Regions from separate parts of the Homo sapiens genome. Here all the other regions are linked to region 5. Evidence: chromatin loops called from intact Hi-C (ENCODE). Cell type or tissue: GM12878. All regions are shown on one strand. Links, peaks and the distances in the headings refer to the core of each region. The heading gives the core; the rest is flanking DNA. Region 1 has its middle 24 kb from the start of LINC03004. Region 2 has its middle 43 kb from the start of IFNGR1. Region 3 has its middle 32 kb from the start of IL20RA. Region 4 has its middle 25 kb from the start of NHEG1. Region 5 overlaps IL22RA2 (interleukin 22 receptor subunit alpha 2).

Region 1 (4,802 bases), core at 217-4,216, 480 kb before region 5:
ATTCAGTGGTATATATGTACCACATTTTCTTTATCCAGTCTATCATTGATGGGCATTTGGGTTGATTCCAGGTCTTTACTATTGTGAATAGTGCTGCAATAAACCTACGCATGCATGTATCTTTATAATAGAATGATTTATATTCCTTTGGGTATATACCCAGTAATGGGATTGCTGGGTCAAATGATACTTCTGGTTCCAGGTCTGAGAAATCATCACACAGTCTTCCACAATGGTTGAACTAATTTACACTCCCACCAACAATGTAAAATGTTCCTTTTTCTCCACAACCTCACCGGCATCTGTTGTTTCTGTATATTTTTAATAATCACCATTCTGACTGGCGTGAGATGGTATCTCATTGTGGTGGTTTTGATTTGCATTTCTCTAATGATCAGTGATGTTGATCTTTTTTCATGTTTGTTGGCCGCATGAATGTCTTCTTTTGAGAAATGTCTGTTCATGGTCTTTGCTCACTTTTTAATGAGGTTGTAAATTTGTTTAAGTTCCTTGTAGACTCTGGATATTAGACCTTTGTCAGATGGATTGATTGCAAAAATTTTCTCCTCTTCTGTACGTTGTCTGTTCACTCTGATGATAGCTTCTGTTGCTGTGCTGAAGCTATTTAGTTTATTTAGATCTCATTTGTCAATTTTTGCTTTTGTTGCAATTGCTTTTGGCGTTTTCATCATGAAATCTTTGCCCCTGCCTATGTCCTGAATGGTATTGCCTAGATTTTCTTCTAGAATTTTATAGTTTTGGGTTTTGCATTTAAGTCTTTCATCCATCTTGAGTTAATTTTTGTATAATTTTGTTATTTTTGTATTAATGGAGGTTTTATTATTTTTATTTTGAAGATATAAGACCTATTTAAAGACTATATACTGTCATTAGATAGATTATTCCTATGCTTTAAAAACATAGAATTACAGGGCTTTCTGGATTTTTAATCCAATATTCTGCCCTTTGCTAATAATATACAAAAAAATTCCTCAGGAAAGTGTCATTTTCTATATTATTCTAAGAAGTTTTTGGGAAGGAAACAAAGAATATTTTCTAGATTCATATATCTTTAAAATTTTTTAATGTTTAAAAGTGAAGTCTTTTTAATACAATTGCACTTCACCTGGCATTATAACACCTAGTATCTTTTGTTAAGTTGTCTTTTTGTAAAATCTAGAAATAATCATCATAGTTCATATGAGTATGGCATCTTAGAGTTTTCCAAATGCCTTCACATAAAATATTTCATTTGATCTTTCTATCATTTCTAGTGAGGAAGATAGGGTAGGTATTTCTACAGCCACATCTGGATGAAGGAACTAAGGCTGAGGGTTGAAATGACTTGTCCTAGATCCTGATCACCTAATTAGTGAGTGGCAGAGCCTGGACATGACTGCACATCACTTGCTAACAAAACAAACCACCACCACCAAAAGCCTTAAGTAGAACTAGAAAGTAAGCAAAAACAAAAACATCTTACTAAAATATCAAATATCATGACCACCTTCTTTTTTTTTTTTTTTTTTTTTTTTGAGACGGAGTCTCGCATTGCTGCCCGGCTGGAGTGCAGTGGTGCAATCTCGGCTCACCGCAACCTCCGCCTCCTGGGTTCAAGAGATTCTCCTGCCTCAGCCTCCAGAGTAGCTGCGATTACAGGTGCCCACCACCATGCCCAGATAATTTTTTGTATTTTTAGTAGAGACGGGGTTTCACCATGTTGGCCAGGCTGGTCTCAAACTCCTGACCTCGTGATTCTCCTGCCTTGGCCTCCCAAAGTGCTGAGATTTCAGATGTGAGCCACCTTGCCCGGCCCAGGACCACATTTTATTCAAGATATTATAACAAGCTTTCCACCAAAAAATAAATAAATAAATAAAATGGAAAGACAATGTTAAGAATTTTGAATTTTATAGATATTTTCAAGTGCTTGGAATTACCAAAAGCATAGAGAGTAGAGCCAAATAGTTTTTAAAATTTGAAATGATTAGATTATTAATATTGGAAGGATTTTGTGTCCCATTTATTATCATTCTTTCTCTGCCTGCTGGAATGTGTTTTGTGCTGCAATCCGAGTGAAGTTTTAAGATCTACCCAGAGGCCAGGAGAGGGCAGTGTGAGCTCACAAAATAGAAGCCATACTTAACACACTGCTCGGCCCTGGCACTGCCTGGGTGTCATCTCATATTCCAATGTTCGCAACGATAGCAAAAAAAAAGTCAACACAATAAACTCCAAAGGAAGGAAGGAAGGAAAGAAGGGAGGAAAAATTATAAACCCTCACTATTGAATGAAGATAACATGAAAGAGTAGGAAGAAAATATTTTCAAATACTTGTTGGATATGGACTCTATGCTAAGTGCTACAATGAAAGAGACAAAATCCCTATGGTGAAGGAGAGACATGAAGAAACCAAACTCTGTTTTCAACTGGTCACATTCTTTGTGGCCTCGTTTGTTAATAAAATAAATACTTACTATCAGATGTCATACAAGGACTCATCTGGTCCCCAAATCCTGCAGGGCTTAGATGGCAGTGGCCTGGTGCAAAGGAAAATTTAAGCCCCCAGGTTGAAAGAGAATGGCAAACATGCCAGTGTTCATGCATACCCGATATAGTACATACCTATGAACAATACATTTCCATTGTTCGTTCTGTCAAGGGCTAGAAGAAAATATGCTCATGAATCTAGAGAAAAATTTTATTAAAAATGATCTTATTATTAACTGCAGTATTTTCTATTCCTATAATCCTACCATTCAACTTAGTTCATGTCCCCAGCATCTACTGAGGACCCTCTACGCTGAGCAGGGGAATATGGCAGAGCCTGTGGGAGGCACAGGAGCAGGGGAGGCAGTGGGATGAAATGTCCAAAGGTGGTGACAAAGTTGTATAAGTTATATAATAAAAGGAATACATAAAATGTCCAGCAAAAAAAGACATTGCTTCTGCCTTAGGGTGTTGGAGAATTGAGGAGTGATCGAGATGGACCTTATGGGATTTTGATGGCGGCAGAAGGTGGGATAGAGATTTGACAAGTATGAGGGGAATTTCAGGTAGAGGAAACACAGAGGTGGAGGTGTGGGGTATGTTTGGCGTGATAGTGAGAATCCATCTCCAATGCCCAGAGGACAAGGCATGGGATAGGGAGAGAATGGAGAAGGAGTGGCGTTCCGGTGGGGAAGGGACAAAGGGAATAGAGAGAAGAGGGATGTGGCACCTGGAGAGCCTTGAATGCCGCGTTAATGAATTTGGACTACACGTTCATGGGCTTACTGTTTATCCTCCAACAAGTCCCCAAAAGACTGGGAATGCATTCTGTAAACCAAGGGGAGATGGGATATTGCAGAGCAGATATGTCTAGGTTTTATGTGCATGCATATGTGTATGTGTTTTGTGTGTGACTATGCAGATCTGATCTCGTGGCTAGGTGGCTGCATCCACGAGCACGTAGCTCTCTGACAAAGATAATGAGAATGGCGATAGCTAATTAGAATATTAGTGTCATAGATACTGTGAGCAAGCAGACAAGAGGCAGCTTTGTTCCAAGAGAGCCCTTTATTAGGAGTTGGCGGCATTGGCGAGATTGCCATGCACAGCAGCACCAATGCAAGAAGACATTAATTTCGCTTCTGCTGTTTCACAGACACTAGGTGGAAATCAGTTTCTTCCAGTGAAATATGTATGTTCTGTTCTAACCTTCTGGTATTGTATTCGGTATCAATATTCATTTCAGAAATATTAGATTATTATGAATGATAAGACATTTTTCCCCTAAAAATAAACTTCCTTGTGTTATTCACATGATATATAGGCAGAATTATTTGGTTTGGGACTCAGATAAATGCTGTCGGGAAAACATGAGAAGATAAAAATTTTGCCCACGCTTTGGTGGCGCTAATGTATTTTAGCTGGAAAATCGTCTGGGAATTGAAATAGAATGTTGGAGGTATCCAAGGTTACATATAATATGAAAAAATGTATAAAAAGAAACTACATTTGTTCCTCTCCCATAGTTTTTGAATATGTTATTAGTCCAATGGATCTTGGTAATTTCAGTGACAGATACTTATAATGATTTAACCAAGCCTGAGAACCTATCTGCAGAAAAACATGCAGTCTATCATGTCACCTTCATTTTCAGAGGAATTTCTCAGCCTTGAAACTCAGTAGGCCTAGGTTCAGAACCCTTGCCTGAGACTTCTAGGAAATAATGAGCCACTGTATACCTCTAAGGTGTGTCCCCCTAAAATGTTCCTTTCCCGTGTTATACTTTCTCTTTCATTTCTACATTTAGGACAGTGGTCATTTTCTAACCAGATGATGACTTTAGAAACACAAATTGTGGTTTTATTTAACATTGCAGGCAAATCCTGTAGACCGTGATCCCATAAATACGTGTTCATTCTGACTAACCCAAGATAGTGTGGTTAGAGGAAACCTTTGAAAACCTTGTTTCTTAATATAAGCAAAAATGGGAGTCTTTTAGTAATGAAAATTTGCAGTCAAATTCCATTTTTGTCTTTTATCTTCTGGTCTTTATAAGACCCTGGCAAGAAAAGACCCAACTCCTTCAGGCTAGAGTGGCACAATGAGGTAACAGCCTTATTGAAGTTTTAAACAAGAAGCCCATGAGCTAGTGCTCTTAAAACCTCATGGCAAATTTTATGTATGTTTCAGATCTACTCTGTAGGTTGCTCAGCAGAGGTCCCCCCTTGGCCACTAGCACACATAGCTCACACCAACTGCATACATGTGCCTGCTGCTGTTCTAGAAGGGTTTCAGATAGAAATCCATTTAAT
Region 2 (4,802 bases), core at 345-4,344, 96 kb before region 5:
GTTAAGAAATCATTGATTAGCCCAAGGTCACAAAGATTTAATCTTGTCTTAGTCTGTTTTCTGCTGCTATAACGGAGTATCACAGACTTGATAATTTATACACAAAAGATTATTTGGCTCACAGTTTTGGAGGCTGGGAAGTCCAAAGGCATGGTGCCAGCATCTGCTTAGCCATCTGGTGAGGGCTTTCTTGTTGCATCACACCATGGCTGAAAGCAGAAAGGCAGGTGACAAATGAGACAGGGAGAAAATGGAGGTCAAACTTATGCTGGAGTCCTCTCCCTCAATAACTAATCCACTACCCTGATAACAGCATTAATCCGTTCACAAGGGCAGAACCCTCATGATCTACACCTCTTAAAGGTCTTACCTCCTAGTACTACCCCAATGGCAATTAAATTTGACCATGAGTTTTGGTGGGACATTCAAACCATAGCAAATCCCATGTTTTCTTTTAAGAGTTTTGTAATTTTAGCTCTTTCATTTCAGTTGTCAGGGAAGCTACAGATTACCTGTCCCTGTGTAAGTTCTCAGTTGAGACAAGCCCCTGTAACAAAAGCAGATCAACAAGAAAAAAACAAACAAGTTTATTAACACATACAGTGAACACCATGCAGGAAAAACCTCAATGAAAAGTAACTCAAAGCAGTTGCTTAGAACTCTGGCTTGTATCGCATCTTCAACAAAGAACAATAAATTTATAGAGAAATGACAGGACAAAGGAAGGCAATTTCCTTTCGGGGTAGGAAACAGTGGGAAAATAACTATATGGGGGTAAACTAATGAAGTAACGTTTGTTTGCAGATTCTTCTGGTGCTTTCTCTGGGTGAATAGAGTCTAGAGTTGTGTCCAGTAAACGAGAATTTATATCCTACCTTGAGGCAGAAAAGGGGAAGACAGCGAGAGCTTTTTCCATTTGCTGCTTCTTAATTGCCTTCAGTCACAAAATAATTGATAATTGTTTTAATATAGTGTGAAATAGTAGTTCAAGTTCATTCTTTTGCATGTAGAGATCCAGTTGTCCCAGCAGCATGTTTGGAAAGACTTCTTTTCCCCATTGGAATTGTCTCGGCAATCTTATCTAAAATAAATTTATATACATGTATATATTTATATACATATATACACATGTATATATGTGTGTGTGTGCAGGATTTTTAAAAAAACTTTTATTGGGGTGTGATTGACATACAAAAAGCTGTACATATTTAATGTATGCAACTTGATGAGTTTGAGGCTAAATATACATCTGTGAAATCATTACCACAATCTAAACATACCCATCACCTCCAAAACAGTTTCCTCCTACCCTCTATATTTATAATTATTTGTGTATGTGTGTGTGTGCATGTGTGTGTGTGTAGTATGTGATAAAACATAAGATCTACCCACTTAGCAAATTTTTAAGATGTAATACAGTTTTGTTAACTATAGGTATTATGTTATACAGTAGATCTCTAGGACTTACTCATCTTTTATAACTGAAACTTTGCAACTTTTGGCTAATAGCTCCCTATATCCCCCTTTCCCCAGCTCCTGACAACCACCATTCTACTCTCTGCTTCTACAAGTTTAACTATTTTAGATTCCTTATGTAAGTGGCATCAAGTAGTACTTGTCTTCCTGTGTCTAACTTGTTTCACTTAGCATAAAGTCCTCTAGGCTTATGCATGTTGTCACAAATGGCAGGATTTCCTTCTTTCTTAGGGCTAAACAATATTCCACTGTATATATATAACACATTTTCTTTACCCATTCATCCATGATGAATATTTAGGTTACTTAGGTTCATGCTGCAATGAACAGGAGTGCAAATGCTCTTTGAAATCCCAATTTCGATTCCTTTAGATATATACCCGGTAGTGGGATTGCTGGATCACATAGTAGTTCTATTTTTAAATTTTTTGAAGACCCTCCATAATGTCTTGCATATGTAGGCTGGCTTCTAGACTGACTGTATTCCATTGATCTATGTGTCTATCCTTATGTCAGTATCATGCTGGCTTGACTACTGTAACTTTGTAGTAAGTTCTGAAGTAAATGTGAGTCCTCCAATTTTGTCCCTCTTTTTAAGGATTCTTTTGATTATTCTGGGTCCCTTGCTTTTCCATATTACTTTTAAAGTGCATATATCTTGTTCTTCTGAAATTATTTCATTTATGTGTTATTTCTGGTTATATCATCCAAGTTTGTTTATTTTTTTCACTCATGATTGCTTTATCTTCATTTCTTTCTCTTTAAGATTTTTAAAAATCTTTCAGACAATGAATTTGGGTTCCAAAGTGACTAGCTTGTCTTTTAATATTTTAGCTAAAAGCATTTTAAATTTGTGTGGTATATGTGTATATTTTGTGACTGAATCTTCTTACATCCTCTTATTACAATTTCATTTAATAAGTGCTTCACCGAAATTTAATTAACATAACATAAAATTCACCCTGATAAAGTGTAAAATTCAGTGTTTTTAGTAAATTCACTCAGCTGTTGAACCATCTAATTCTAGACTGTCTAACTTCAGAACATTTCATAACCCTCCAAAGAAAATCTTGCCATCTTAGTTTTTGAAAATTTTTTGGCAAGCTTCATTCTTGACAACTTCTTCTTTTTTTTACTTTGGTAAAACCACCACCTTGCCTTGAGCTATTTGCTCATTCAAAACTAAAGTTTATTTAGGCCACTTGATATGATTCACCTTGTCTCTAGAGAAATCTTAAAACTTTTTCAAGGAAGTGGTCAATTATTTACATAAACTTGAAAAGGCTTTGCTTCTCATCACTTCAAACACAAGGCTTTGAGAATTACCCATTTGATTTGCTACTTTGCAAATTCACAAATAACTCTATATTTGAACATTTAAATTGTTTGAAGTGTTTGGGGAAACAATTTACTTCCTGGCTCTATATCCTTTTTAGTTATCTCTTCCTTTTATGTAAGAACTGCATTAATAGATGACTTTCAAGAATATTATGAGAAAAAATAGTGAAAGTAATTTAAGCAAAGTATATTCTGTACTCAATTCTACATCAACAATGAACGAACCTCTTGTCCACAACCATTTAAAAACACTCCATTGAACTCAGATGTAAAAGTTTACTGAGTTATGTCAGTGGAAACTTTGCCAAGAACAAACAAAACAATGAGGCCATAACTGGAGAATGTTCTGTTCTCTATTTTTTTTTTTGAGACAGAGTTTAACTCTTTCATCTGCCGCCCAGGTTGGATGGAGTGCAGTGGTGCAGTCTCGGCTCAATGCAGCCTCCATCTCCTGGGTTCAAGTGATTCTCCTGCCTCAACCTCCCAAGTAGCTGGGACAACAGGCCCACCACCACGCCCGGCTCATTTTTTGTGTTTTTGATACAGATGGGTTTTCACCATGTTGACCAGGCTGGTCTCAAACTCGTGACCTTGGGATCCACCTGCCTGGGGCTCCCAAAGTGCTGGGATTACAGGTGTGAGCCACTGTGTCTGGCCTATCCAACTATTTTTCAAAGTCATCAGAAAAGCCTTGATATCCGTCATTCACTATAATGCAGAAAAACCTCACATTTTGAATTTAGGCATACCTGGGTTAGAATTCCGCTAAAGAGCTGAGTTAGCTTAGATAACATATAACAACGGTAAACCAAAAAGTATCTGAAACAAGTCACAATCCATTTAGAAGTTTTTTTTGCCAAGGTTGAGGATGCACCCAGGAGACAGGTCTGTGCCTTTCTCCAAAGATGATTTTAAGGGCTTCAATAATTTAACCAGGAAAAGCAAGCTGGAGAAGGAATAGAGAGGGTATGGGCATGTGACTGAACTCACATATTGCAAGACAAAAGGATCAGGTAGGGGAATAGTCAATTATGTATTTGTCTTGCCCTCAGTGGATCCACACTTTACACAAGATAAGGTGAACATGTTACCAGTGGAAGGTGTCCAGGAACAAAGAGTTGGACAAAACTCACAAATAAAGCAAGGAAAGAATGAAGCAACAAAAGCAGAGATTTACTGAAAATGAAACTACACTCCACAGTGTGGGAGCGGGTCTGAGCATAGGGGCTCAAGAGCCCCGTTACAGAATATTCTGGGGTTTAAATACCCTTTAGAGGTTTTTATTCGTTACTTGGTATATGCCCTATGGAAACGAAGGGGATGAAGTGAAGTTACAAAGTCATTTACTCAGTGTATGCCCTATGTAAATGGAGAGAATATTTCCTGTCATAGCTGAAGCATTTCCACTTGATTTACGTCTAGGAAGTCATTAGGTTCCCTGCCTCCAGACCCTATTCTCCTGCCTCAAACACAGAGTGAAGATATTTAATATTTTATCGTAGCTATCTGCTTAGGAACAAAAGGAATGGCAGGTGCTTGCATGAGTCAGCTTTCAGCTTAATTTTTCCCCTTGGCGTACTGAATTGGGGTCCCAGGTTTTTATTTTCCTTTCATACAACAGACCTCCACTTTCTGACCCTCAGCTTTCTCATCTGTATGTGTAACCTGACTTCTTCCAGACCTCACCAGCTGGAGATGTAGATGAAGTCAGCTATAGTTTGAATGTTTGTGTCCCTCCAAATTTAATGTTGCAATTTATTCTCCAGTGCAACCATATTAGAAGGTGGGGCATTTAGATGGTGATTAAGTCATGAGGGCTCCACCACAGCAAGAAGGTACAAGCCTCACCAGACACCAAACCTGCTGGCACTTTGAAATTGGACTTCCCGGTCTCTGGAACTGTGAGAAATAAATTTCCATTGATTATAAGTTACCCAGTCTGAGGTTTGTTTTTGTTTTTGTTTGAGACAGCGTCTCGCTCTGTTGCC
Region 3 (4,802 bases), core at 312-4,311, 90 kb after region 5:
TTGAGGACTCCGGGGAAAGTGTAGGAGGTGGGTAAGGGATAAAAGACTATATATTGGGTACAGTGTACACTGCTCAGGTGATGGGTGCACCAAAATCTCAGAAATCACCACTAAAAAACTTAGTCATGTAACCAAACACCACCTGTTCCCCCAAAACCGATTGAAAAATAAACAAACAGTTGGTTACAGAAGTGGTCCCAGGAGGCAGACTCCATTATGAGATCTGGGAAATTGATTACCCATTTGGCCAGTTGCAATAAGGACCCCCCACCCAAAGCGTGGCGGGTAGAGAACTGATACTCTGACACATTGTAGAGGTCAATTGTCAAACTGTTCAGCGACTGGAATGAGACAGCACTGGGAAACGATGTGCTGGCTCAGGTGTTTGAGAGGTATGATGGGCATCAATGTTAGAAGGGCTATGGAACTAGGGAAACCTGATTGACCTAGGGGGACTGGCTTCCCTGCAGAAGTGGCTGCAGTTCAAGCTGACACTAAACGGTGAGTTTGCATGTGAGGGGAGGGAAGGATGATCAGAAAAGAGCTTTCCAGTCAAAGGAAACAGCATATACAGAAGTTCTAATGCAGAAAAGTGCCTGGCAATTAGAGGAAGGGCAAAATGGCCAATGAATCTCTAGAGAGTGGAAGCATGGCTGTCAGCGGAGGCTGGGGAAATAGGCAGGGGACAACTCACAGCCATGGCAGGATTTGTCTTGTCATTTTAGGAGGAGTGATAAACCATTGAAGGATTTGAAGCAAGGAAGCTACAAGATAAGATTTAACTTTTAAGAATCTCTTTGGCTATTTGTGAACTGACTGGAGGGAATAAAAATTGAAATGAAGAAAGCAGCTGCTCAGGGCTGTTGCCGTTCTTATACTGGGATGTGACTGCTCTCACTAGAGCCTCATCTACTCATTGAGCTACTAAACCACCTTCTTGGTGATGGAAGGCCACATCCACCTCCTGACACCTACAGAAATGATCTGGGCAATTTTCCTTTAGTTTAATCTCTGTTAAACACTAGAATGTGGGCTCGGCAGTAATAGAGACTTTGTTTGTTGTATCACTGCTGTATCCCCAGCCCCTAAAACAGTGCTTGGGCCTTAGAAGATGGCACTCAATAAATGTCTGGTGAGTCATTGAATAAATACGTTTTATTTATTTATATGTATTTTTAATAATATATATATTGAGACAGGGTCTCACCCTGTGGCCCGGGCTGGAGTGCAGTGGTACAATCACGACTCCTTGCAGCCTCAAACTCCTGGACTCAATCAACCCTTCCACCTCAGCCTCCTGAGTAGCTGGGATCACAGGCATGTGCCACCACACCCAGCTAATTTTTGTATTTTTTGTAGAGATGAGTTATCACCATGTTGCCCCAAGCTGGTCTGAAACTCCTGGGATCAAGTAACCCTCCCACCTTTTCCTCACAAAGTGGGATTACAGGTATGAGCCACAGGGTCTGGCCTGAATAAATGAATTTTAAAGGAAATACTCCCAATCAGAGTGGAGCAAGTTTCTGAGGATTATTCATGCCTTGAAATCAATAAGTGTGAACAAGGCTCCAAGGGGAGGGAGCAGACCACAATTAAGCAATCCATAGCAACTCACCTATTTATTATATTTATATGGTGGATAAGTAATGGAGACAAACAGGTGTTGCGTGCAGGTTGGGAGATCTTAATGAGACTGGCTGAAGATAAACTTCCCAGGCGAGCTGTAACCTTGTGCTGCAAATAATTTCATTCAAAGTAAGAGCAGCTGGCATGTTTCGACACAAACTGGTCACCGACCCTTGTTTTTCAATTCCTATTTTTTTGTTTTGTTCTTTAATGGAAGAATTTTGGTGTTATTGTTGAATATCATCCAAACCAGCTGTGAAACCCAAATGATTTCCAGTCCTTGCCTGTAGGTCTGGACCTGAAAAAAAGCCTATCAGCTCTTGAGTGACAGGGAAATGTCCTGGCAGCTGTGTTCCTACTCCTGAGCGCCGTTTTAGGGCTGAGACTAAAGCTAAGAGCCGCACTTGAGACCACTCATCTCTTCAAACCTTTCTGTGCTGCTCAGAACCGAAAATCAATTTTATGTAGGAACAGTATGTGATTCCATATTGAGAAGGCCTGTACAGGTGAGTCTGTGCCCTCTGTCATGGCTGTAAACCAGGACATTGCATATTCATGCTTAAGGAGACCTGGCAGGACACCCAGACTGAGGAGCATGAGAGAACAGTGACACCCAGTGGCTAGCTGGCTGCATCTCCAATGTGCTGGGCACAGAGATGGCTGAGGGTGGAGCCCACTATGCTCCAGATCCCAACTTCTGCTTTTTGTCCTTTCAAGCTGGAGAACCCTGTGAAACTCCAGGAAAATTCTAATTGCAGACCAGGTTCTACCAATAATATTTATCCTTCCATATTCTCTGCTACACTTTTTACTTTCAGGATAAGCACCTATCTCTTGCTAGAGTTACTGTGTTTTAAATTGCATCATAAAATTTAATAAATGTTCATGTTCAACAGTTGATAAAATATAAAATTCCAAAATTCCTTTTTTTCTAGTTTTTCAGAATAAAGTTTGTTATTCAGTCAACAAATGTTTACTGTGTACCTACTAGGTGCCAAGCAGTTAATAAAACAGAAGTTCTTTTTTTTAATTATCATACTTTAAGTTCTGGGATACATGTGCAGACAGTGCAGATTTGTTCCATAGGTATACACATGCCGTGGTGGTTTGCTGCACCCATCAACCCCTCATCTACATTAGGTATTTCTCCTAATGTTATCCCTCCTCTAGCCCCCCAACCCCCAGCAGGTCCTGGTGTGTGATATTCCCCTCCCTGTGTCCATGTGTACTTATTGTTCAACTCCCAATTATGAGTGAGAACATGCAGCGTTTGGTTTTCTGTTCCTGTGTTAGTTTGCTAAGAATGATGGTTTCCAGCTTCATCCATGTCCCTGCAAAGGACATGAACTCATCCTTTTTTATGGCTGCGTAGTATTCCATGGTGTATATGTGCCACATTTTCTTTATCCAGTCTATCATTGATGGGCATGTGGGTTGGTTCCAAGTCTTTGCTATTGTGAACAGTACTGCAATAAACATACGTGTGCATGTGTCTTTATACTAGAATGATTTATAATCCTTTGGGTATATACCCAGTAATGGGATTGCTAGGTCAAATGGTATTTCTGGTTCTAGATCCTTGAGGAATCACCACACTGTCTTCCACAATGGTTGAACCAATTTACACTCCCACCAACAGGGTAAAAGCGTTCCTATTTCTCCACATCCTCTCCAGCATCTGTTGTTTCCTGACTTTTTAATAATTGCCATTATAACTGGCATGAGATGGTATCTCATTGTGATTTTGATTTGCATTTCTCTAATGACCAGTGATGATGAGGTTTTTTTCATGTTTGTTCAACATAAATGTTGAAGCCACATAAATGTCTTCTTTTGAGAAGTGCCTGTTCATATCCTTAGCCCACTTTTTGGTGGGGTTGTTTTTTTCTTGTAAATTTAAGTTCCTTGTAGATTCTGGATATTAGCCCTTTGTCAGATGAATAGATTGCAAAAATTTTCTCCCACTCTGTAGGTTGCCTGTCCACTCTGATGATACTTTCTTTTGTGGTGCAGAAGCTCTTTAGTTTAATTAGATCCCATTTGTCAATTTTGGCTTTTGTTGCCATTGCTTTTGGTGTTTTAGTCATGAAGTCTTTGTCCATGCCTATGTCCTGAATGGAATTAGCTCGGTTTTCTTCTAGGGTTTTTATGGCTTTAGGTCTTATGTTTAAGTCTTTAATCCATCTTGAGTTAATTTTTATATAAAGTGTAAGGAAGGAGTCCAGTTTCAGTTTTCTGCATATGGCTAGCCAGTTTTCCCAACACCATTTATTAAATAGGGAATCCTTTCCCCATTGCTTGTTTTTGTCAGGTTTGTCAAAGATCAGATGGTTGTAGATGTGTGACACTATTTCTGAGGCCTCTGTTCTGTTCCATTGGTCTATATATCTGTTTTGGTACCAGTACCATGCTGTTTTGGTTACTGTAGACTTGTAGTATAGTTTAAAGTCAGGTAGCGTGATGCCTCCAGCTTTGTTATTTTTGCTTAAGATTGTCTTGACTATAGGGGCTATTTTTTGGTTCCATATGAAACTTAAAGTAGTTTTTTCTAATTCTGTGAAGAAAGTCAATGGTAGCTTGATTGGGATAGCATTGAATCTATAAATTACTTTGGGTGGTATGGCCATTTTCACAATATTGATTCTTCCTATCCATGAGCATGGATTGTTTTTCCATTTGTTTGTGTCCTCTCTTATTTCCTTGAGCAGTGGTTTGTAGTTCTCCTTGAAGAGGTCCTTCATGTCCCTTGTAAGTTGATTCCTAGGTATTTTATTCTCTTTGTAGCAATTGTGAATGGGAGTTCACTGATGATTTGGCTCTCCATTTGTCTATTATTGGTGTATAGGAATGCCTGTGATTTTTGCACATTGATTTTGTATCCTAAGACTTTGCTGAAGTGGCTTATCACCTTAAGGAGAGTTTGGGCTGAGATGATGGGGTTTTCTAAATATACAGTCATGTCATCTGCAAACAGAGACAATTTGACTTCCTCTCTTCCTATTTGAATACCTGTTATTTCTTTCTCTTGCCTGATTGCCCTGGCCAGAACTTGCAATACTATGTTGAATAGGAGTGGTGAGGGAGGGCATCCTTGTCTTGTGCCAGTTTTCAAAGGGAATGCTTCCAGCTTTTGCCCATTCAGTATGATATTGGCTGCAGGTTTGTCATAAATAGCT
Region 4 (4,802 bases), core at 427-4,426, 200 kb after region 5:
AAAAAAGAAAATGTTTGTCATCACACATGAAGTCATTTCAGAATACCTATGGTACAGGTGTGACACTTGGGAAGCATAATTACATCATTCCTTCTACTAGGACCAGTCCATGCTTGGGCTGCATGGACTATAAGACCTCATTTTGCTTTGTGTACTGCTATCACTCCTATTCATCTTAAGAAAACAGTCATTAGATGTGCTTAATTGCCTCAGCATTTCGTATCCAGGGAACGGCCTGCACCCACTTCTTTGTCATCCAGATAATGATCGCAGTTGCACAAGGTGTGATGAAACCAGGCCCAGATCATGCGTGCAACTCAACAAAGACAACAAGCCAATCCATGGACAGATACTAAAATATTTATACCATACAGTGCTTAGGAAGGATTTTTCAGGGATGGAGACAAGAGCAAAGCCCTATGAAGTTAGCGATGTTCAGCACACAAGCTCACCCATCTCCCCATAGTGCTGCTCCCGTCCCAGAGGGCCTACGGAAGCCTGCAATACTCCCTCTCCTGTCTCCCTTTTCCCCAAGATGGAGCCTGGGGACTCTGCAAGGTCAAGGACACCAGGCAATCCCCAGCCAGAGACCTTGCTAGCCTCCTATTTGCTGCCACATAAAAGCAGCCTTTTCTAAGGCCAGACACCAACTCCCTCCTCCACCCCACGCGCTACACACAAACTTTCATCACCATGAATTACCTGGCAGTTATTAAGTGAGTCATATGGCACACAGAGATAGAGTATGTCAGAGGTAAACGCAGACGTTTTCCAGTGACTAGGCTGGGGCCAGCCCTCTGGGCAATTCAGGAACTCTCTGGACACCCAGTTTCTGCTTCAACACTAAACAGAGGCCACCACCTTCGTTACCCTCCTCACCCACCCTATAGCTTACAACCTGATGGGCAACCATATTTGGGTATAATCAAAGGGCTGTATCCTAGTCCTTTGTCTGTCTGTTACCAGCCAACGGCGTGACCCCAGACAAGTGTCACTCTCTCAGCCTTATTTTCTTCTTTTGTAAAATGAGGAGTGTGTTTGATGGGATTCCTAACGTCCCTTCCAAACTAGCATACTAGTTCTAGTTCTTCCGACCTGATTCTAACGACCTCTCTTCTCCATGACAACCCTTCCAACATTTAACTGTAGTGTTCAAGTCATCCCTTCCTCTGCAAACATCCCCTTCCCTTCCACACGTCCCTGTCACTCCTGGTTTCCAGATCCCTCTCTGCTCTGGTCATCCTCCTCTGGACGGGGGCCAGCTCATCAGCTCGGTTCAGATAAGGGGCACAGCAGAGCTTGCCTGGGACTTCTTCCAGAGCACCTGCTCATTGCCAGAACCAAGGCTGACTCAATTAGAACATCTGGTCACCTTCCCGTCCCCTGGCGCCTCCTCATCCTGTGGCAAAACCACTGGCTTCACAGATATAGTTAGATTTAAATTATTAGCCATTAGGAAAAGACAGAAAGGTACCCGCTGGCTAGGCATGGTGGCCCAAGCCTGTAATCCCAGCACTTTGGGAGGCTGAGGCAGGAGGATCACTTGAGCCGAGGAATTTGAGACCAGCTCGGGCAACATCATGAGAACCCCATCTCTACAAAAAAAAAAATAGAAAATTAGCCGATGTGGTGGTGCACACCTGTAGCCCCAGCTACTCAGGAGGCTGAGGTGGGAGGATCACTCGAACCTGGGAGGTTGAGGATGCAGTCAGCCAAGATGGCGCCACCGCACTCCAGCCTGGGCGACAGAGTGAGCAAGTTTTTGTTTTGGCGACCCTGCCTCAACACAAAAACAAAAGCAAAAAGTTACCCGGTAATGCATAACCTCATATTTTCCAAGGCATTCATTTAAGGAAAAAGAAAAACATGAAGAAAACTCTTTGTAATAAGTGCTGTGAGGCGCCTCAGCTCCTCAAACAGCAAGTCCCAGCGGGGAGAAAGCCATGGCTTCTGCAGTTACAGAAAAAGCACCCACTAGGCTAGGTGAGCACAGCCAAGAAGATATTGCTGCCACCGTGTGGCGACAGTTGTTATATTACCTCTGTCCAGCCCCGGAAGGACTTAGGGATGAACGGCTGAAGAAAATACGTATTGGCTGGTTTCCATAATTAGGAATCCTGAGACCGAAAATTAATGAAGACAGCACACTTGACCAAAATGTCACCAGATTGGTTCTCCTGTCTGCATTCTTCTCATCTCTCAGACCACTCACCTTCCTCCCAGCCCTCTTTAACATCGGGAACTAAATGTGCTTTGGACTAGACCTTGCGGCATGACAGTCATCCCTATGGTAGCAAGTGTGGCAGCATCTGACTGCCAATCTCCGACTCCCACCAGAGTGGGGAGTGATTTCTGAACCACAGAACCCATCTTTCTATCTCTCTCTCTCTCTCTCTTTCAGTTCTTAACCTTCTGTTACGTTCCTGGGACAGATCACATGTGTGAACCTTCTTGTCTCTTTGCCCCTACATGAAGGGGGTGTAAGCAGTGGCTAACTGAAGGGGGTGTAAGCAGTGGCTAACACCCTTTCTTGGTCATTTTGCACATCCCTTCAAGCTAGTTAGCTTAACCCCCTGGTCCCGTGCCCCAACTAACACCAATGTAGAGAAAATGTCTTTGTCCATAATCTAAGTGGAAGATGGAAATCTGACTTCCATCTCTGCAGGAAGATGAACTGCCCCCTGCCCCCTTTTTAATAGTATTATGGCCACAGATTGCTGTCCTGTGTGATCTCCACCAAGAACTCTACCTGGAGATCTCCAGGCTGGATGGTGGCTCCAAGGAGGCACAGTCATGGCATAGTGGCTCTAGGGGTGCACACCACAGCTTCCTATGGTAGGTCCCTCCAGATTCGGACCCTATGTGCCTGTGCCTGTGTCTATGCCGGTCAGCAGCATCATCTTCTTCCCTCACAGATGTGTCCCTTTTCCTTCTGCATGCCCCACTGCAGGGAAGTAGAAGGTTGGAGGACCAATGTACAGGAGCAGGGGTGACTATGTGTATCTGATCTAGTGTAATCCCTGGGTGTGGTTCTAGGAAGTTTGTCAACCTTAAACTAATTTACTTCCCTATCACTAATTCACGAGTTCTATTGACTGAACAAAAAGTGCAAAAAAAGAAGGTAGTGAATTCATCAATCATAGAAAAGGGCTATATTAAGCTTACTGTACAGCTCAAACTGATATTTACCTAAGCACCTTCCCCAGACAGCTATAAAAATAACTGTTGCCATCACAAAGAGAAAGAAAACGACCTAACTGTTCTGGTTAAAAGGTGATGAGGGGCCAGGTGTGGTGGCTCGCGACTGTAATTCCAGCACTTTGAGAAGCGGAGATAGGCAGATCACCTGAGGTCAGGAGTTCAAGACCAGCCTAGCCAACAAGGTGAAACCCCCATCTCTACTAAAAATACAAAAATTAATTGGGCGTGTGGCACATGCCTGTTGTCCCAGCTACTTGGGAGACGGAGGCAGAAGAATTGCTTGAACCTGGGAGGCAGAGCTTGCAGTGAGCTGAGATTGCGCCACTGCACTCCAGCCTGGGCAACAGAGTGAGACTCTGTCTCAAAAAAAAAAAAAAAGAAAAGGAAAGAAAAGAAGAAACAAGGTGATGAGGAGAAATCATCTAGAGAAGGGAAAGAGATGGAAACATAAACAAAATGAAACATACTAAATATTCACTACATGATCTGGAGCAGAGGATAGAATCACCTGCACATCACAAACCTGTACTTTCTGAGGAGAAGGATTTACAAACTAACCCATTCCCAAGTGAGGCTGCTTAGCCACATGCAAGATGTAGCGTCATGGGAATTCATCCGGGCAGTCGCCTCCCAGGTCTTGTGAGCGCCACCATCCTGTTCTGGTCCCTCGTGTGCAGTGAGGCACAGATAGATATATGAAATTTCTAGAATAAGATCTGGAAAGAGCCACATCAAATGGTGACAGTGGTTACCTTGGGGAATGGAGGTGGGGAAAATAAGAATAGAGAGAGATAATTAATGGGAACATTAACCTATTACATCTTTTTTTGTTTGCAAACAGAATGTATTCATTTATCACTTGTGTGATTTTTTTAAACACATTAAAGATATTACAAAATCCAGTAGAAGGAGTATGGACGTAAGTTGTACTACTTGGCCTACCTGGGCCCCAGCTCTGTCTATATCTTACTGGTGGGTCTAGCTTTGGGCAAGACACTAAAATTCTTGAGCCTCCATTTCCTCATCTGTAAAATGAAGGCATTAATATGTAACTCACAGGGTTGCTGTATTGATTGAGATTATAATAGCAACTGAAATACAGTTGGTCCTTAATAAATGCTTAAGAAAAGAGAGATCGTGGTTGGACACGGTGGCTCATGCCTGTAATCCCAGCACTTTGCGATGCCGAGGGAGGTGGATCTCCTGAGGTTGGGAGTTCGAGACCAGCCTGACAAACATGGTGAAACCCTGTCTCTACTAACAATACAAAATTAGCTGGGCATGATGGCACATGCCTGTAATCCCAGCTAACCGGGAGGCTGAGGCACGAGAATCACTTGAACCCAGGAGGCAGAGGTTGCAGTGAGCCAAAATCGCGCCATTGCACTCCAGCCTAGGCAACAAGAGCAAAACCTGTCTCCAAAAAAAAAAAAAGAAAGAAAGAAAGAAAGAAAAAGAAAAAGAAAGAAAGGAAAAAAAAGAAAAGAGAGTCCATTACCCAGATCAGAGGTGATGAAGGCTTATAAAGATGGTGGCAAAGAAGATGAAAAAGAAGAGAAAGATGGGAGAGACATTTCAGAGACATGACAGAAATGAAGGCG
Region 5 (4,802 bases), core at 426-4,425:
TGACCAGAGGAATACCAAGTCCTAGGAGAGCTCCTGCCTGATCAAAGGTTAGTAATCCTTTATGCCCTTTAGTCCAGAAAGTCATATTTGGCTTTAGTATTGTCAGATTGAGTGGGTAGCATGTTCCAGTTGTGTACCCTATCTTCTCCTCTTGGCTGGCAAACAGAGCAGCCCTTCCAGTGTATAGGTGCTGATTAAATTCATGTGTGGTCCACTGATTATCACAATCAGGGCACTCTTTTTCGGACTCTCCTATTATGGCCTTGGTGGCTCTGCTGCTGACTCTTTCTTGTCCTAGATTTTTACAGATGGTCCAAATATTATTTAGTTTACTGAGATGTGCAGCTTGGCAGGCATCAAAATATATGGAGACGGGCCCTTTATGCGCGTAAGTGAATACTTGCGTTTTGTTTACAAGTTTACTGACCCCAGTTTCTGTGGGGTTTGTATATGATGGCATTAGGGGTTCACCAAATTTGGACTTCAAATAAGAAGTCATAGGGCAAGAACTCTGGGTCATAACATATTTGGGGCTGCCCGTTTCCAGGATCACAGACTGAGTAATTAGTCTGGTTATAAACAACAAGTTCCTGTATGAGTCCCTGTACACTCATAGTAGGTCTGGTATAACAGAGTTTTAGTCACACCTTTTCCAGACCAGGCTTCTATCATACAGTGATGACAGTCATCCTGGTCCCCTTTTATAACCATAGGTGAAAGTGTCAGTGGCTTCAGTATTACTAATATGATTAAACTTATACTATGCATGGGCACCTTTCTGGGCAACAAGCTTGGCAGCATTTGCAAAGATAACATGACAGCAAAATAATTACTACAAGTAAGAGTATAACTATGTTTGTAAATTTAGTCTACATTTACTTATGTATCATTGACTTCCTCAGGCTTCAGCCATGCATAGACTAGTCAGCTTCCATTTGTGTGACTAGAACAGGGCTCGATGTTTCCTCAAGCTTCAGCCGTGCGTGGACCAACCAGCCTCTGGTGTGGTTGAAGCAGGGCAGTTGTCCTTGTCAGCAGTGGCTTGGTTTCACCACAGGATCAGCCATGTTGAGTGGTCTGGGTTTTGTTGACTTGTCCACTGGTCCTGGGTGGTGGCTGCTTCTGGTTTCAGCCGGCTATGATGAACCCAAGGTATGATACCTGCAACTTTAACAGCAGTGGGAGTAGACAAGATCACAATATGGGGACTATCCCATAAAGGCCCTAAAGTGGTTGGGTTCCATTGTTTGACCCAGACAGAGTCTCCAGGTTAGAAGGGTTGTACTGCATCTGTGAGGCTAACAGGTATTCTTTCTCTTACCCATCCTTGCATTTCCTGCGAGACCTCACCTAAGGCTTGCATTTGCCTTCTTAAGGTTAATTCCCCAATTTTTTAAATCCCCGTTTATCTGAGTTATGATCAGGGTGTCGGCCAAACACTATCTTATAGGGTGAATACCCAGTTAATTTAGTAGGGGTGCACCTGACTCAGAGAAGGACCATGGGCAGCACCTGATCCCATCTTAGATGAGTTTCATGGCAAAACTTTTTTAACGGCTGTTTGAGTGTCCGGTTTATTCTTTCAACTTTCCAGAACTCTATGGGTGATAAGCTGTATGCAGTTTTCATTTGATTTTTAACCTCTGTGTTAGCTGTTGTACTATTTCTGCCACAAATGCTGGGCCATTGTCTGATCCTAAAGTTAGAGGCAGTCGAAATCTAGGAATAATGTCCTTTAGTAAGATTCTGGTTACTTCCCGAGCTTTCTTTGTCCTGGTGGGAAATGCCTCAACCCACCCTGAGAAAGTGCAGACAAACACTAGCATGCACCGGTAGCCTCCGGTTCGAGGCAGCTCAGTAAAGCCCACATGCAGGTTTTCACAGGGTGTAGCTCCAGTTTCTTGAATCCCTGGGGGCCATGTTGGCCCCTGCTGTGGATTGTTTGGGGCACAAGTTAAACATTACTCATAAATGGCTCGAGTGATGGCAGTTAGGCTCAGCAATAGAAATGCCATCCTACAAGAGTCTCTAATGCAGTTTTTCCCATATGTGTTCCTTGATGAAACTGTTTTATGAACCAGGGGCTATTGCTTCTGGGATAGCTGGCGAGCCTCCCATTTGAGAACTTCCACCAACTTCCTTTCTGGTAACTTCCACTTTCCTGCTCAAACCAAGCCTTTTCATTAGAGGAGTAGTTAGGGGGTTCTGTAAGAGGAAGCTCCAATAAGGGCATGGTAAGGGTTTCCTCTTCCTTCTTAGTTATCGCTGTCATTGCAGCTCTTTTGGCTTCTCTTTCTGCCTTTCTGTTTTCTCTGGCCTTGTCATGTCCTCCTGTTTGATGCCCTTTGCAATGGATGACTGCTACTTCTTTTGGAGCCCATACAGCTTCTAAGAGCTGCTCTATTTCCTTTTTATTTTTGATTTCCTTTCCTTCAGTAGTTAACAATCCTCTTTCCTTATATATGGCTCCATGGGCATGCAAAGTGGCAAAGGCATACCTTGAGTCAGTATAGATGTTTACCGACTTTCTTTGGCCAAAAGCAACACCCTAGTGACAGCTATTATCTCAGCTCTTTGGGCTAAAGTTCCGGCCGGCAGAGGGCAGGTTTCAGCTGCTGAATTCAGTGTTACCACTGCATATCCAGCCCAACTGATAAACCTTTAGATATGAAGCTGCTTCCATCAGCAAAGTATTTAACATGTGGGTCTTTTAAGGGCTAGTCCTTTAAGTCTTTTCAGCTTGAGAAAACTTCATCCACAGTTTCCACACAACAGTGATACCCTGGGCCACACAATGGGGGCTTTCCATGCTCCGCCCATTCTATCAGCAGCAGTGTGGCCGGATTTAGAGTATTCATAGTCTCCAAGGTTAGGTAGGGGATTTCACACAAAAGCCCTTGATATCTTAACATTCTAGGGTTAGAAAGCCAGCAATGTCCCCTCTGCTCCATCAGAGTGACAACCGTGTGGGGCACCCAAATTATTACCATTCCTCTGTTGTTGGGACAGTAAGGGTCTTTATCATGGCTTTTCTTTGACCTAGATTTAGAGTCATGTGCCCTTCTGGTATAAAGGAGATTTGTGCTTGCAATTTCTGGAGGAAATCTCTTCCTAACAAGGGCACCGGAAAATTTGGCATTCATTCTTCTAGTGTCCCATCTGCTTGCATCTCACACATTGATCTCCCTTAAGCCTAAGTTGGCCCTCTTGTCCTGGCTTAGCTTCCTGGTTTTACCTAGTTTGTCCTCTATCATGACCGCAACCACGACCACATCCTCTCACAAAACCAGTTTCTCTTCCAACTAAGGCCACCGCCAGCAAGTCTGCCTTTTCCTTAGCTCTGCATCTAGCTTTTCTCTTGGCCTCCTCCTTCTGATTTACAAACACCTTAGTAGCCACCTGGATAAGCTGGGTAATATTCACACCTTCAAACCCTTCTAACTTCCGATGTCTTCTTGCACCTGGCTTACAAATGCCACATTAACCATACACTGATTACCCGCAGCCTCTGGGTCAAGTGGCATGTAAAGCTGGTAAGCCTCGCACAGCCTCTCATAAAATTCACCGGGACTTTTATCTGGCTTCTGGCGAACCTCTGAGACCTTTCCGATATTGGTGGCCTTTTTCTCTCCAGCGTTTATTCCATTTAGGAGTGCCTCTCAATACTGCTGCAAACTTGTAGCCCTTGAGCCTGGTTAGGGTCCCAGCCTGGGTCAGCCTCTATCAGGAGTGCTTGTTGTGTATACTGCCTGATATCTCCTGTGCTTGAAGATGCATTTTTCTCCAGCCACTGGAGAGCAGCTTGTATAACTCTACGGTGCTCTTCCATATTAAATAATGACAGAAAAAAATGTTTACAATCAACCCAGGTAGGATTGTGAGTTAGGAAAATGGACTGCATTAGATCTATAAGAGCCTGAGGCTTCTCTCTATAGGAGGGAGTATGTTGTCTCCAATTTAAGAGATCAGTAGTAGAGAAGGGCTGATAAAAGAAGAGCTGTTCTCCCCCTTGGACTTCATTCTGTGCATTCAAATAAATTTGTCCCCATGTTTCTCAGAGTGGCATCTGCATTGCTTGGGCACGGACCGACCTAAGGCGGCCGACCTCATCACCCTGGAGTTCCTCCCTTGGCTTTTCAGTCAAGGGCTCTGGCTCCTCTCTGCGTGGTGTTGCCTGAGGGGTGCTTCCTTCTGAGTCTGAGTCTCCGGAGGCAGCCGGGGCAGCCTTCTGTCTAAGCTTTGCCAGAGGTGGATAAATTGGTGCATAGTGGGGTGGAATTTCTAACTCTTCAGGCGGGGCCTGTAGGACAGGTTTTTACTGCTTTTCCTGTGACTTTTCTTTTTCTGATGCCTTGCAGTTTCTTTCTATTGTTCCTGGTTTTGTCTTGGCCGTTAGAGTCTTACAGTAGATCTCAAAGTAGGCCTGCAGCCACTTAGGGAGGGTCTGAATTATACTTAGCCAGGAGTCAATATACGGAAACTGATCCAGGTGCCCGGGCTGTTCTCCAAGCCTGGTGACCACCCGAAACACTCGGCCAATTATCTCCCTGTCTATTGTCCCCTTGGCTGGCCACCCTACATTAAAAGATGGCTATTTTATCTCAAAAAAGTTCTCAGTTTCTGTGAAGTTAGCTTAACCCCATAGTCACCATTAAAACTTTTTTTAAAGTTTTTCAGCACGCACTCCAGTGGAATAGGCTTTGACGCTTTTCCTCCTGTTTCCTCCCTTGTGATGCACTTTCACTCTCACTTTCACTCTTGGATCCACCAGACTGGGTCCTATTACAGGAGGTTCGGACACT

Evidence for each region. A loop is a pair of places that touch in the nucleus more often than their neighbours do. Peaks named below come from ENCODE experiments on the same cell type or tissue, not always from the same donor. Only the 100,000 strongest peaks of a DNase experiment are listed, where the experiment ranks them.
Region 1: it touches region 5 in a loop (4-fold over the local background); 2 of 110 quality-filtered maps call a loop at or near these places.
Region 2: a loop joins it to region 5, with 3 times the contacts of the local background. A loop is called at or near these places in 5 of 110 quality-filtered maps.
Region 3: a loop joins it to region 5, with 7 times the contacts of the local background. A loop is called at or near these places in 5 of 110 quality-filtered maps.
Region 4: it touches region 5 in a loop (13-fold over the local background); 6 of 110 quality-filtered maps call a loop at or near these places.

What each region holds. Positions count from the first base shown.
Region 1 is chr6:137,638,996-137,643,797 of GRCh38, reverse strand. No RefSeq gene overlaps it. Among named protein-coding and RNA genes, the nearest start is that of LINC03004, 24 kb to the left of the region's middle. RefSeq lists an enhancer at 2,177-2,226. In GM12878, for the core only: a CTCF peak has its summit at 2,104 (motif pointing right); a DNase peak (open chromatin) is centred at 2,143; H3K4me3 peaks cover 57 bases; H3K27ac peaks cover 237 bases.
Region 2 is chr6:137,259,867-137,264,668 of GRCh38, reverse strand. No RefSeq gene overlaps it. Among named protein-coding and RNA genes, the nearest start is that of IFNGR1, 43 kb to the right of the region's middle. In GM12878, for the core only: no CTCF peak of the experiment used is centred there; a DNase peak (open chromatin) is centred at 2,738; H3K27ac peaks cover 1,048 bases.
Region 3 is chr6:137,074,155-137,078,956 of GRCh38, reverse strand. No RefSeq gene overlaps it. Among named protein-coding and RNA genes, the nearest start is that of IL20RA, 32 kb to the right of the region's middle. RefSeq lists an enhancer at 2,102-2,311. In GM12878, for the core only: a CTCF peak has its summit at 2,244 (motif pointing left); a DNase peak (open chromatin) is centred at 2,206; H3K27ac peaks cover 358 bases.
Region 4 is chr6:136,965,539-136,970,340 of GRCh38, reverse strand. No RefSeq gene overlaps it. Among named protein-coding and RNA genes, the nearest start is that of NHEG1, 25 kb to the left of the region's middle. In GM12878, for the core only: a CTCF peak has its summit at 2,017 (motif pointing left); a DNase peak (open chromatin) is centred at 2,000.
Region 5 is chr6:137,164,015-137,168,816 of GRCh38, reverse strand. All of the region lies in intron 1 of IL22RA2 (interleukin 22 receptor subunit alpha 2), which reads left to right. Among named protein-coding and RNA genes, the nearest start is that of IL22RA2, 7.2 kb to the left of the region's middle. In GM12878, for the core only: a CTCF peak has its summit at 2,604 (motif pointing right); DNase peaks (open chromatin) are centred at 600, 2,300, 2,736 and 3,206; H3K27ac peaks cover 3,912 bases.